Regions from separate parts of the Homo sapiens genome. Here region 1 is linked to region 2. The links are chromatin contacts, found by Hi-C in ENCODE. All regions are on one chromosome and are shown on one strand. The core of a region is the stretch at or near the end of the contact, and the rest is flanking DNA. Distances in the headings are between cores, read along the strand shown.

Region 1 (6,998 bases), core at 2,728-5,227, 260 kb before region 2:
GCAAGGTCTCCTAGAGTAGACTAAGCTGGCCGCTGCCATGCTAACACACACCCTCCCAGCCAGCCGCTGGTCCTGACAGATGAGGAAACTGAGGCTAGGTGTTTTCATGAGGCCTCTGAACCCAGAACCCAGTACCCAGTGTCCTGAGCAAAGCCCAAGCCAGACCTGCCAGCTTATGTGTACAGAGGCCCCACTATGCAGCCTGCACTCCTGGGGCCTAAAAGGACCATCACCTCCCCTTCTAAGAGGCTGGGCACAGGGGCTGGGTCCCAGCCAGGCCACCCTTCCTCCTCCTCCAAAGGCCCAGCAGCAGCTGCTCCCAGAGCAAGCAGCACAGTCGCAGCAAAGGCTGGACAAGTGTCCTGTGCTCTGTGGTCTGAGCAGAGGGCCAGGGGCCGTGACCCACATGGCCCCTCCAGGAGCAGCTCCAAGATGAGCCTTCCTGTCCCCACCAGTGTGTCCGGGACCTCAGGGTGGATCAGCCGCACCTGCCGGCTGCTCCTGTTCCTTGCTCTTCCTGGGGCTCCCCACCACCTTTGGGAGGCAGCTCCAAGACCCTGCTGCCTCCCTTGCTTACCCTCAGGCCCCTGCTGGGTGTGCCCCCTCCCCACACAGACCCCTGAGCCAGCTTCGAGGACTCTGCCTGCATCTCCACGTCCACTCTGATGACTGTGAAGCTACAGTCACACTCTCCGCCTCCACCCCCGCCCTGCCGGGTCCCTGCAGCAGCTCTCAGAGGCCCCCACAGCCCCTCCCACACACAGAGCTCGCCTGGCCCTGCCGTCTGAGCGCTCCCCTGGCTCCCAACCGCCCTTGGGCTCTGGGACATAAAACCTCCAGCCAAGGTGGCTGCCAAGTTTTATTTAATAGCCATAGAGCACAAAAGGGATGACAATTAAGTCACACGGAGAGACTGCCCCATCGGGACCCCTGGCCAAGCTAAGCAGAGGAGCCCTGGGGTTTCCTCTGACCCCCCACTGTGAATGCATTACTGACGGGCAAGGTGGCCAGTTGCCCACCCAGCCTGCACGTCTGCATGCACAGAGCTACAGCCTGGGCCCAGGGACAGCCCCGGGAGCCGGTGGCTTCCCACAGGCACAGCCAGCCTCCCCACCCCCACCATGCCTGGCCCCCGGCCCAGGGCACACTGAGGGGAACAGGAGGGGAAGGAGCAGGCCCTGCACTGGAGCCTCAGTCAGCTCCTCTGTGCCAGGGGCAGCTGGAGCTGGCTGAATTTGAGGAACTTCCCGGAGGAACTGGAGAGCAGACCTGTGTGCGCGCCCCGCTCTGCCACGTTCCCTGAGGGACACACTGCTTTGACCAGCCCCCACCCCATCTCCTCTCCGCCAGTCCCCGGTGTCCACCCCAGCCCCGCTACCGATGAAGCTCAAGCCAGGGTCCCCATCACCTGCTTCACGGCCATCCCTGCACTTGAGCTCAGGGGCTCAGGGTTGTGCTGACACGCCTGCCTGTCCACCCCTCACCGACACCTCTGCAGTCCTCCTCAGGGCCCAACAGGACCCCCAGGACCCCGCTCCCATTCTGCCCTTGCTCCTGCCAACCTGTCTTCTCTATGCCCATGACTTTGGAACCCTCTGCCACAAGTGCCAGCCCCCACATCTGTAGCCCCTGCAGGAACAAGCCCTAATCTGGACTCATTGCAATGGCTCAGCTTCTCTTCCAACCTGTCCATAAACCTCCAGGCAGAGATCACAAAACTAACAGCTCTTTCTGCAAATCTGGACTCTCTCCTGCACCTTCTTCACCGTCCAGGCCTCCCTGTCATCCGTCCTGGGGACCTCAGAGATCTCTTCATTTCACAGGTGAAGACTTGGCTCAGAGAGGGCAGAGCCCCTGGGTCACACAGCCCGTCTCCAGTAGGGCTGGGGAAAAGAACCCAGGGCGCTCTTGTTGGCAGTGTTTTAATGACTGGGGGGAGGGAGAGAATGGCTAATGAGGCTCTAGGGATCAGCACAGCCAGCTGCTGGAGGTCCCAGAGGACGGGTGACTCAGCAGGAATGGGGGAGTCTGAGGGGTTGACAGAGTGCCCAATTCTCACCTCCTCCTGCACCTTCCAGAGAGACGGGCTGCAGGGAGTGATTGAGTGGATGAACATGACTAGAGGGACCCAGTCTTCTCCTCAGCAGCTGCTTGAGGACAGTATTAGCGGTCCCCTCAATCCCCCCCCCAACACATGCACACATGCACTGACCTGCAGGGGCCAGATCCCGGTGGACCCGGGGACACAGCTTCCAGGGGCTGTCTTGCCATGTCCCTTCCCAGATCTGCCTGGATTCATGCCAGGCCACCCTCCACAATTTGCTGAGGGAGGCCCCAGAGTCCAGGGCACCCAGAGTGCTAACTAGCCCCTGGGGGTACAGGGAGAACAGCATGCTGTGTGGGGGATACTACTCTCTGCCCATACCTAGGGCCCTGTGGCGGCCACAGGCAGCACTGCTTATGCAGAGGCACTGGGGTGAGAAGGAGTAGGGTGCAGTAGTGAGGGCTCCACAGAGGGTGGAAGGGCTGCAGGGGAAGGCAGACCAGCAGGGATGCCATGAGGGCCTCAGATGCCAGGCTGCAGAGGTGGACGGGCTGGCCAGCTCCTCTCCCCAGCCTCCTACTGTAAAATGGGAGAGGATCCCAGCCCTGCTGATTCATCCACTCACTCCATGGCAAGACAGCCACTGACAGCTCTGTCCTGGGGCCCACCCGGGCCTGGCCTCTGTGCAGGCTAGCACTCAGTATGCTTAGTGCCACACTCGGCCCAGGAGAAATGACCCAGCCCTGGGCTCAGAGACCCCACAGTGGGTGGATGGAAAACAGTCATTTAAATACAACTGTGAAGGGTGCTGTGGAGGAGGGGCTCGAGGTCCCCAGTGTGGGATGGGGTGGTCATGGAACGTTTCCCTATCTAAGTGGGAAAAGTGAGAGCCACCAGGAAAATGGCGGGGGTGGGGGGGGAGAGGAATTATGCAAAGACCCAGAAGGATGAAGAAGACTGTTGGATTAGAGGAGGTTAAAGACACAGACAGGCTTGGACATGGTGGCTCATGCCTGTAATCCCAGCACTTTGGGAGGCCAAGACAGGAGGATCACTTGAGGCCAGGAGTTCAAGACCAACCTGGGAAACACAGTGAGACCCTATCTCTACAAAAAAAAAAAAAATTAAAAAAAATTAGCCGGGCATGGTGGTGCACAGTTGTAGTCCCATCTACTCAGGAGACTGAGGTGGGAGGATCGCTTGAGCCCAGGAGGTGGAGGCTGCAGTGAGCTATGATTGCACCACTGCACTCCAGCCTGGGCAACACAGCAAGATCCTGTTTGTAAAAACAAAACAAAACAAAACAAAAAACCCAGCTTGAGATGGCCAGGGATTTCCAGAGGCCCTAGGCAGACCGCCTTGGAGAGTAAGGGAGACCCTGAAGAGCTCCCATGGAAGGGCCAGCAGCCTGGGGCTGGAGATGCCACCTGGATGGATTCCTCCAGCTGTGTGGACTAGGGGACAGGGTGAGGAGATAATGGCCTGGACTACATGGAAGGACGTCGCCCTGAGCCATTGAAAAGGGCTGTGGGGTCCATGACCACTCCTGGCTTTCCCTTGACTATGATGGAGACAGTAGCTTCCAGTGTAAAATGTGAGCTCAGTTCCTGACTCGTGTCTAGCGGGTGGTGCCTGGTCTTTGGCTGGCGATGCTCCATGTCACCTATGCCCAGAAACTGGGCCATGCCCTTTGTGAGGACCTGCCCACAACGTCGTCGTTCCCGCAGGGTCCCCTGGGAACCGGGCTGCCCGAGACCCGGCCCTGCCGGGGTTCCCTGCGCCCCAGACCGGAACCCCCAGGGCTTTGGTCGTTCCCACAGCCGTCCCGCGGGCCCCCTCCACGGTGCGTCGCCTGGGCCCCAGCGGTCGCTAGGCTGCAGCCTGGGGCTCCCGGCCATCCCGGGCGCTGGCGGCGGTGGAGGCAGCAGGGCGGATGGCGGAGCCCGGCCGCCCGTGGGCCCAGGCGCGTAGTGCGTACAGAGCCAGCGAGGTGCTGCGGCGCGGCACGGGCCGCCGGCGGGATCCGGGGCCGCAATCCAATGGGCCGGGCCAGGAAGACGCCCGAGCCCCGGGCCGGATGGCTCGCCTGCGCGGCCAGCTCCGGGCCGAAGCGGCTTCGCGGTCCGAGGTGCCGCGGCTGCTGAAGCTGGTGGAGCGTGCGGGGGCCGGGGCGGCCGGGCGCGGGCGAGAGGACCGGCGCGCACAGCCGCGGGCTCCGTGTGCTCGGTATGCGGGGAGCCCCGCGGCGGGGCCACCTACCCGGCGGGGGTCCTGGAGGTGAGCGAGCGGCGGCTGCAGGAGGGCCTGGCGGCAGTGCGCGAGGAGCTGGGCGCCGGGATTGAGGCGCTGCGCGCGGAGCTTCGAGCGGAGCTGGATGCCCTGCGCGCGCTGCTGCCGCCGCCGCCGTCCCCGCCTGCCCGCCGCGAGCCCCGCGCCGTCCCCCGCGCCGCGCCCCGCGGCCCGACCCTGCCGCGGACGCTCGGCACCGTGAGCGCCCTGGTCGCCGCCTCCAGGCCCGCAGACGACGCCCCGGACGGCCCAGCAGAATGCGGAGCGCACCGAGCCCCGGCCAGGAAGAACCACAAGAAGATGCCAGTGCCGCCTGGGGCCCCGCAAGGTGGCGGGGACTGAGGGCGGCCGCACAAGGGCAGCCTAGGCGAGGTGCGGAAGGCGTCGCGCTGGCTACTCTGGTACCCCCAGGACGGGGCAAGTGAGCAGATCGGTCCCCCTCGTGGAGCGTGGCTCTGAGTCAAAAGGGTGCCCGGGTGCCGCCAGTTAGGGCTCCGGTACTGGAAGGAGGGGGTGGGCCACGTGCGTCTAGGGAGTGCAGCTGGCAGCCGGGGTCCTTGCCAGAGACTGAGTCCGGCTAGAGAACAGGGTGGAGCCCCTTTGGACCTTAGAGCTGGGCCTTTGGGCCTTGGGTCTGGGTGGGCCTTTGGGCCTTGGGTCTGGGTCAGCCTTTGGGCCAGGGCTGGGTCAGCCTCCAGGGAACAGCCGAGACTCCTCTTCCTTGGGGTGACTGCAGGTTCTTTTTCTTGCAAGGTCTCAGTGAGGAGGCAGGGTCTCCACGCACTGGAATAGTGTCAAACCACACACAAGAGCACAGAACCCAGGGACACAGGGCGGCTGAGACACTCAGCTGGTGATGGTCCTCAGGATGGTGTCAACCAGTATGTAATCACATTCCACAGGGCACCAACTGGACAGAGGCCTCCGGTCAGCCTCACTCTGACTGCAACCCCCTCTCACTGGACAGCATCACCTGGACACAGAGCCTCACCTAGTCTGTGTCCCATGGACACAACTTTGCTTTGGACAGTGACACCAAGAATACTCACCCCTTTACTTAGCCAGACCACAGGCAGCCACCTGGACACAAACATCTCTCCAGAGTCAGCCTCCACACAGACTCCACAGCAGAACTCCCAGGGAGGCACTGGGGCATGGCTTCAGAGCACCAGGCAGCGCTCCGCGGTGCCTAGCACCCGCTCAGCCAGGGCAGCCTGCAGCGGAGCTTGGAGCCAGCAGCTTCTCATCTCTTGGCCTCGGGAAATGTAGCTGGAGTCATCATTTAGCAGAGCACGGTGTCCCTGGGTTGGCCACCCAGCTTAGTTTTAAAATAAAATAATGTAATCTTGGCCTAATGGTGGAATTTCTGACTGCTAGATGTTCTCCTTCCATCTGACCAGGGGATTCAGACACAATGTATAGGATGAGGGTGGGGGCCCTTCTCCCTCTGAGAGGAACCTGGAGAGGCCCGGGTTCTGCTGAGGTAGGAGAGGGTCACTCAGAGGGCTCCCACGGAACAGACAGGCACACTGAGGCCTCAGTGGGATTAGGGCAGGAAATGCCCCTCTTGCAATGGGGGACCACGCCGGGTCACGCACCCACCCCCTCCAGGCTACATTAGGCTAAGGTCACTCTGTGCATTATTTCATTATTTCACATGGAGGGTCGCCCACGGTTGACAGAACCACAGGCTGAGCCCCAGGCCCATCAGAGCGCAGTGCACAACTGCTAGGGTGGGGGAAGAGCAGGGGGCTGCTGCGGGGACCGAGGCTCTCGGAGAGGCCAAGACTGCGTGCCCCTTAAGAGGCTGCTGTGGGCCGGGCACGGTGGCTCAAGCCTGTAATCCCAGCACTTTGGGAGTCCGAGGCAGGCGGATCAGGAGGTCAGGAGATCGAGACCATCCTGGCCAACACGGTGAAACCCCGTCTCTACTAAAAATACAAAAAATTAGCCGGGCCTGGTGGCGGGCACCTGTAGTCCCAGCTATTCAGGAGGCTGCGGCAGGAGAATGGCATGAACCTGGGAGGCAGAGCTTGCAGTGAGCTGAGATTCCACCACTGCACTCCAGCCTGGGCGACAGAGTGAGCCTCCGTCTCAAAAAAAAAAAAAAAAAAAAGAGGCTGCTGGGGGCGGAAGTTACCCGTGAGCGGTATGGGGTGAAAGTGGGAGGGTCCAGCCTGGGGCAGGGTGTAGAACAGGGTCATCTGAGGGTGCAGGGCAAAGAGATCAAAACGGGGTGGGAGAGGGGCAGCGCCTGCGGGAGGAGCCAGGCAAGGCCCGGGGAGGGGTGTGGGGGGCGAGGGGGGACGGTGGCTCCACCTGCACCCACCGGATGGGTATGGGGTCCTCGAAGACGGTCCAGAGCACCGTGGGCTCGCAGTCAGGCGGGGTCAGCGACCCAGCGAAGCGACAGTAGCTCGAGGTGTTGGGCCGCATCGACGCCAGCGGGAAGGTGGACATCAGATTCACTGAGAGCCCCGGGCGGCAGAGGGAGGGGGATTGGAACCAGCCTCCCTGTGCCCTGCTGGTGCCATCCCCAGCAAACCCCCCGCCCCTGAGCCGGAAAACGACCCGGTGGCTCCTCACCTGGCTCAGGCACCTTCCTCAAGCCCGACACTATGGCGCAGAAGTTGGTGTTGCTACAGTCCTGCTCCTGGGAGGGGCT
Region 2 (7,501 bases), core at 3,690-6,189:
CCATCTCCACCACTCAGAGCTTTGGATTTAACATCCAGCAGAAATATGTTTAAGGCTGCAGGCCATTCTCACATGCAGCCTAGGTAGAGAAGCACTGATTAAGATCTTGACCATCTTTCTCCTACAATTCTAATGCTCAAGGTCTCTACACCTGTTTCAAACACCGCCTCAGAGACACTTTGAGGGAACATGTTTACGTTTTCTGTGTATTGAGCTATGACACATTTCACAGCTTACAAACTTGGAGCTGCTTTTTTGATATAGCTGGGGGGAATTACTTAGGGCTCAAGAAAATTTTTATGTCACCAAACTATTCAGCCATTCCTCTTCTGAATCAAGATGTCTTAAGTGCTCAGCCCATCCTCAGATATTACAAACAGCAATACCCTTCCAACTCTCACATTTGAATATTTCTAAAAAGTTCAAATGGTAGCTCCCTGAGCTCACAATCCAGCAGAGAAAATGAACAGCTACAGTACCCTGGGAAGAGTGTCATTATAAGAGGAACCCCAAAGAGGCACAGAGGAAGAACTCCTAACTGACAAATCAGGGAGAGCTTCCAGAGACAGCGTCATTTCCACAGATACCAGAAGGCTCAGTAGGAGTCAGTGAGTAAAGAGGGGTGAGAGGAGAATGTGTTTTGGCAAGGACACAAAGGGAGCGGCAGCAGAGTTGAGCAGGTGTTGGGCTGGGAAGAACAGGAAAGAGCACGTGGGGATCAGTCTTTTCATGCCAGAGGAAACACGAAACCACTCCCTGAAGGACTTTAAGCAGATGCTCATCCTTGGAGATCATGTTGCCTGTGTGCTGGAGAATGGATCACAGGAGGGCAAGACTAGAAGTAGAAGGACAAAGCTAGCATGACCATCAAGGTGGGGAGGGATGGCATAGTTTAGGGAAACGGTAGTCATGATGACAGTGGCAGAACGATGCCAAAAGTAAACAGGAGAAAGGGACAACAGGATGGGGAAAACACATCCCAGGCTCCTGGCTGGACACTGGACAAGATACACATCTGGGGAGAAAGGGAACCCCATTTATGAACACTGTGTTTGAGGAACCTGCTGACCATTTCCTGGCCTTCTTCAGTAGGCAGCTGTCACAATGGCAGCAACAGCTCACAAGGACACAGTGCTTTACAGTAGTCCCTTCTTATCCGTGGTTTTTTTCACACTGTTACCTATAGTCTGAAAATATTAAATGTAAGACCCCAGAAATAAACAATTCATAAGTTTTAAATTGCATACCATTCTGCAGAGTGATGAAATCTTGCACCAGCCCACCCAGGACGTGAATTATCCCTCCTCTGCCCAGCATATCCACGCTGTAGACATTGCCAGCCCATTAGTCACTTAGTAGCGGTCAGTTACCAGGTTGACTGTTGCAGCATCACAGAGTTTGTGTTCAAGTAACCCTTAATTTACTTAATAATGGCCCCAAAGTCCAACAGTAGTGATGCTGGCATATTGTTATTATTGTTCTGTTTTATTATTAGTTATCATTGTTAATCTCTTACTGTGCTTAACATAAATTCAGCTTTATCATACATATGTATGCATAGGGAAAAAAAGTGTATAAAGGGTTCAGAACAATCTGCAGTTTCAGGCATCCTCTGGGGGTCTTAGAACATATTCCCCATGGGTAAATCGGGACTACTGTATTATGTAACAGTTATTGTTTAATGCTTTACATTTATTAACTCAAAAACCTCACAACTACCTTGTGAGATAAGAAGTATACCTTTTATCCTTATTTTATAGATGAAGATATAGAAGCACAAAAAAGCTACAAACATTGCCCTAAATCACACAGCCAGTAAGTGCCTGAGTCCACATTCAGTGCCTTCAGTTTGGCCTCAGTCTGTGCTCTTAACCAGGACCTGCTACTGCCTCACACACACACAGCAGTGAAACTGCGAAAACACTCGGATGGCTTGGGAACATCAAGCTTATGGGAATACATAACATCACCAGCAGCATGTCCTGAATGAAAAAGCAGAGGGGCTCAAGACAGATTCCAAGCTCATGCACAAGAGCCGCCCATGGGGCAGTGGGTGTGGGCAGAGAGGAAGGAGAAACCCTGGGAAACTGTGGAACCAAAAACAGTAGAGAAAGGACCCTCAGGAGGCAGTAAAGTGCAGCATCAAATGCGGCTGGACATCACAGAAGATGCGTGTGGTGTGATGGGCTTTATCTCACCTAGCTCATCGCATCTTATTTTTTGAGACGGAGTCTCGGTCTGTTACCCAGGCTGGAGAGTAGTGACATGATTTTGGCTCACTGCAACCTCTGCCTCCCGGGTTCAAGAGATTCTCCCGCCTCAGCCTCCTGACTAGCTGGGACTACAGGTGCGTACCAACACGCCCGGCTAATACTGTATTTTTAGTAGAGACGAGGTTTCACCATGTTGGCCAGGCTGGTCTCGAACTCCTGATCTCAGGTGATCCACCCGCCTCGGCCTCCCAAAGTGGTGGGATTACAGGTGTGAGCCACCATGCTCGGCCTGATTTTATTTTTTACAGCAAAGATTAGCCAACTGCAGCCTGCTTTTGTATGGCTAAACTAAAAGTCTTTTTCATATTTTTAGAAGGTTAAAAAATGTAAGAATATGGGACAGAGACAGAATGTGGCCCTTACAAAAAAGCCTGCAGGATGGCTTGTAACCTTGGCAAAAACAGATTCAGGGGAAAAAATGGGGACAAAAGCCAGACTGCAGGTTACTGTGGAACATAAAAATAATGAAGCACTAAAGCAGCTCTTTCATGACATCCAGCTATGAGACAAGAGCTTCGTGGGGACAAGAGCGGGGGAAGAAGTTTGCTGGTTGTACAGATGGAAGAGAGGTGAGCATTGCCCAACACAAACAGGAAGAAACAACAAGACAGAAGGATGAAAATACAGGAAAGGGAGGCTATGACTGAACGAGGCTCCCTTATAGGGAAGAAGGATACCAGATCCAGAACATAGACAAGAAAGGACACCTACTTTTGAGGTAACAGGAAGGCAGGAAAGGGTGGCTGCAGACAAACATCTAAGTCTGCAGCCATATAGGTGAGAAACATCCCAGTTATGGCTTCAGTTTTCTCCAAGTCATCTGCTGGTTGCAAGGCAGGAGTGGCAGGATCAGGGATTTAAGGAACAGGCTGAAGTCTCGAAATGTCTGTAGTGAAGGCAGTGTGTGCTGACTCAGTGTTTGCTCTACAGAATGCACAGCAGCCTCAAAGACCCAGTCAGTGTTAGAGACCACAAACCAGACTTGCATTCACGTGGCTGCCCACCACAAGCCACAAGCATTTTCCAGATAATGGAACATATCAACTCTGATGGACATTACAAATCCTGATGGACATTAGAAACTCTGATGGACACCTAAAATATCTTGTTGCTTTCTTGCCCTTTGAAAAGAACATATTTAGATAGTGGTTAAGCACAGGCATTGGAATCAGACCTGGGTTAGAACTCAAGCTTTGTCACTTACTAGCCATGTAACTTTTGCTGAAGGAATTAGAATATTAACCTCAGTGACCCATGGTAGAAAACAGGATATCACTATCTGCCTCAGTTATCATGAGGATTAAATTAAACCAGATTTATAAAATACAGTAGTCTAGTGAGTGGCAAGAGAAACGGCTCAGTAAATGATAACTACATCATCATCATTATTATGAGCAGCAGCAGTATTTTGCTACCTCAACATGACTGGTGCTGGCTTAGCTTAGTGGCAGAATGAAGCCCGGACAGATGTCAGGGCACTCCCACCTCCATACAACTTCCACTGTGTCACTAACCAAGTGACCCTGGCAGGATCCCCTGGATATCAAGTTTCCAGTCTGCAGAATGAGGGGACTGGACTGCACTACACAGTTCCCAAGGCTTTTCCCGTCTGCATCTAGGGCTAACAGTGCTCTGCACTGTGAAAATAGGAACTTTCAAGCAAGCACGTTCCTCGATGTACTACTTTGTGGTCAAAAAGACTTGAGTCTGAATCCTGTTCTTATTGAATGAAGATGAGTTCTTTAACACTTTTGAGACTCGGTTTCCTCATCTAGAAAAGAGTAAGCGAATCGCAACGAATGGTAGTGTGATGATTTAACACAGAGCACTCAGGGAGGAGCCGCTGGCTATCCCTCCTCTGCCGCACCTCCCAGGGTAAACGTGGGGACCAGCACCGCTCCCGGGCAGACCCGCGAGCGGCCCGCACGACGCCCGACCTGAGCCTTTGCTCAAAGCAGGGGGCCAGTCCTTATGTTTCTGAACACAAACAAATGGAGAACAAACTGGGACCTTATTAAAAAGGCAGGCTTTGGGGGTGTTACTGCATTGAAAAGCCCTATTTAGGCTTGGCCCTGAGAAATTTTTCTCTTGGGTCACGCATGTTCACGGTCCTCCCAGGCGAAGCCGCCCTGGGGACGAAAACCGATCACAGAGGCAAACTCAGGGGCGAATAAGGACCGCAGGACGCCAAGGAGGGGCGTGGAGCTGTGGGATCCGCGCGGCCCTTGGGTTGCCCTGCCTGCAGCGGGAATTTGTGTGCCTCCTCGCGGGCACTGAGCGGGGCGTCCCAGGGGGCGTTGGCTTCCACCCCCACCATTCCCCAGCCGGCCCCGCCGGTAACGGGCTTCGGCGACGGCACCCAAGCGGGTCCTCAGGAGCGGCCGCCGCGCCCGGGACGCCGCAGCCCCAGCCCAGGTGGGAGGTCGGAAATCGGCGCGGCCAGCTGGGCAGCGGCTCAGCGGGGCTGGGGGCGCGGGGTCAAGCCTGGCAGTCCGGCCCGGCGGAGGCGCGGCTGACAGGGCAGCCCCCCAGCCCGCCGGGCCTCACCTGGAAGTGCTCCTGAAAGCGAACAGGGAGGATCTGCGCCATGGCTGGTGCGGGACCTCGGCGGCGGCGGCGGCAGCGGCAGGAATGAACGCCGACCCCTCGCGCGGGCTGACCGGTGGCGACGGCGCAGGCGCAGTGCCCCGAGCTCCCGGTCCTGGCCCCCGCCCTCCTCCCTGACCGCGCCCCGGCCCGCACCCCCTTTCCCCGCCCCTTCCCCCGCCCCTGCCCCGCCCCTGCCCCGCCTCTGCCCCGCCCCTGCCCCCGCCCCTGCCCCCGCCCCTGCCCCCGCCTCTGCCCCGTCCCGCCTGCGCGGATCCCTCCGCCCGCTCCGAGGGTCCGCGGAAAGTAGTCCCGCGCGCCCTCTGCCCTGACGCGGTGTGTGCCAGCTACCCGAGTGAAAGGTTTTCGGGGGATTAATCCTGATGGGGTCTGCGGCGGCCCTTGCCCAGCGCCTTCCACATGTGGAGCGGGCCAGTGGTGCTAGTTCTGCCGCCAACTCTGGACGGTTGAGTTCAGGGCCACTTTTTACTCAGGCACGGATGTGACAGAAAGATGGAAAAGGGTCTTGGAAGAACCACATGTGCCGTATAACGAACGACCTTTTGGTCTGAGGAGGACCGTGTATATGACGGTGGTCCCATAACATGATAACGGAGCTGGAAACTTCCTGTCCTCTGGTGAGGGCTTAGCTAAGGACATTTCCTCTCCTGTATTTGGAGATACACGTACAGGTATGTCATTACCGTGCCAGGGGAATAACGCACCTCACACGCGGTGCGGGTTTGCGGCCTAGCAGCAGCGGACCGCATCAGCTGCCTAGTTGTGTAGTGGCTGTGCCATCTGAGTTTGTGTAAGTTACCTTGTGATGATCCCACAACCGAGACGCATGTCTCAGAATGCATGGATGCATGGGACGCGTGACTGTACGTGTTACAGACGTGTTTCGGCGTGAGGCTCGGCCCCTGCTCCTTTAGGAAACACCTTTCCTGGCTCATGCGGTTTCTAGAGAACACTGTGTCGGAATATCAATGTAGAGAGTCAGCGAAGGTCATCTAGCAGCAGATGACCAGCCCCAGGCCAGTGAGGATCACCCAGAGTGCCCGTGGCTGCACGACAGTAGTAGCAGGTGGAAGCTGGAGCCCACACCTGGTTTGCCCAGCAGCCAGTTGTTTTTCCGAGGCACCGTTGGCTGATGTTTTGCATACAGATGATTCAGCTGCATAAAAGATGTCTGTCAGGAAAGGGAAGCCCTTGGCATTCAGCACAGGCACTCCCTACGGGGTAATCGATAGCCGTCTCTGCTGCTTCCCATGTTGCTCACTGGTAATTTTAAGAAATGAACGGCCCACCTTGAATAAGACAAGGATGGTGCAATTATTTGCGCAATGGCTTGACCATCTAGTAGCCAAAAATATGTTAAGGAATAGAACAGACTGTTCACTTTCAAATTAAATCTCTTTTCCAGTATTAGCCAAGACCTCTGCAGCCCGCCCTTTCTAAAATCCATGTGGCCTCATCCGCTAAATATAGAGCTGGGTTTTGCTGTGGTTAGTACTACATTTCCCAAATCTCTTTATTTTGGCAATGATGCCTGTGACTCCAAGTACCCTTTACCCCAAACATTATATAAATTTTTTAGTAATTAATACCATCACTCCCTAAATCACCTTCCCCAGGGCTTTTTGGGGATTAAAACTAAAATTTTATACCCTAAAAGAAAGAATTTAAGAAAATCATAGTTAAGCAAAGTGACAGGATTGTTAATACGTCGGGACCTCAAGTGGGGATTAAGTTTCAACATTAATTTTAGAGGAGACACAAATCTTTCTGTCTCTTCAAACCATAGAAGAGACAGAAAGCACAACAGTTATTTGAATAGACAGAAGTGAATATAAGTGATAGTTGTAGTTAACAGGAAATAAAGTTGTTAATATACTTGTAAAAAAATTAAATGTTCTGACTTGAAAGGGACTTTAATATTCTCACCACTTGTAGGTAACTTGCTAAGTAACCCTAAAAAAACCTTTCAATTCTTTTTTTTTTTTTTTTTTTTTTGAGACAAGAGTCTCGCTCTGTCGCCCAGGCTGGTGTGCAGTGGCACGATCTCTGCTCACTGCAACCTCTGCCTCTCAGGTTCCAGCCATTCTCCTGCCTCAGCCTCCCAAGTAGCTGGGACTACAGGCGCACGCCACCGCACCTGGCTAATTTTTCATTTTTAGTAGAGACAGGGTCTCACCATGTTGACCAGGCTGGTCTCAAACTCCTGGCCTCAGGTGATCCATCCACCTCGGCCTTCCAAAGTGCTGGGATTACAGGTGTGAGCCACCGCGCCTGGCCCGGGATTAAGTTTCAACATTAATTTTGAAGGGGACACAAACCTTCAAACCACAGAAGAGAGAGAAAGTGCATCAGTTATTTAAACAAAGGGAACTGAATATAAACAATAGTTAACAGGAAGTAAATTTAAAATAATAAAAAGAAAATCCCAAGATATGGAGTTACAAACATAGGACACAGCTACCACCCCTAGAGCTCAAAGATGAAAGAGAAGCTGGAATTATTACAGCTTAAAGGAAGGGCTTGCAGAGCTGGAATTCAGATCTCTGAGGAGGTGTGTTGACCAGCTGGGGCTGGGGTCATTGAGCCCAGAGGAGAGATCCCATGGGGATGGGACTCAGACC

Evidence for each region. A loop is a pair of places that touch in the nucleus more often than their neighbours do. Pooled maps may share reads with other maps.
Region 1: a map of K562 shows a loop between it and region 2 (3-fold over the local background). The contact joins the promoter of FAM246C here to the promoter of CLTCL1 in region 2. A Hi-C loop is called at or near these places in 1 of 168 maps with a recorded cell type or tissue (K562) and 1 of 50 pooled maps.

The regions. Positions count from the first base shown.
Region 1 is chr22:19,025,547-19,032,544 of GRCh38, forward strand. FAM246C (family with sequence similarity 246 member C (gene/pseudogene)) reads left to right here and starts at 3,978. Exons shown (of 3, transcript NM_001396027.1): 1 at 3,978-4,218; 2 at 4,220-4,254; 3 at 4,256-4,675. The coding sequence starts at 3,978. The coding sequence ends at 4,675. DGCR5 (DiGeorge syndrome critical region gene 5) reads left to right here. Exons shown (of 6, transcript NR_110533.2): 6 at 5,236-5,696. It also overlaps the pseudogene CA15P1.
Region 2 is chr22:19,286,780-19,294,280 of GRCh38, forward strand. It overlaps CLTCL1 (clathrin heavy chain like 1), which reads right to left and starts at 4,940. Exons shown (of 33, transcript NM_007098.4): 1 at 4,821-4,940. The coding sequence starts at 4,862. LOC105372859 (a long non-coding RNA gene) reads left to right here and starts at 5,168. Exons shown (of 6, transcript XR_938002.3): 1 at 5,168-5,551. RefSeq lists an enhancer at 4,129-4,642 and silencers at 4,753-4,937, 4,819-5,058.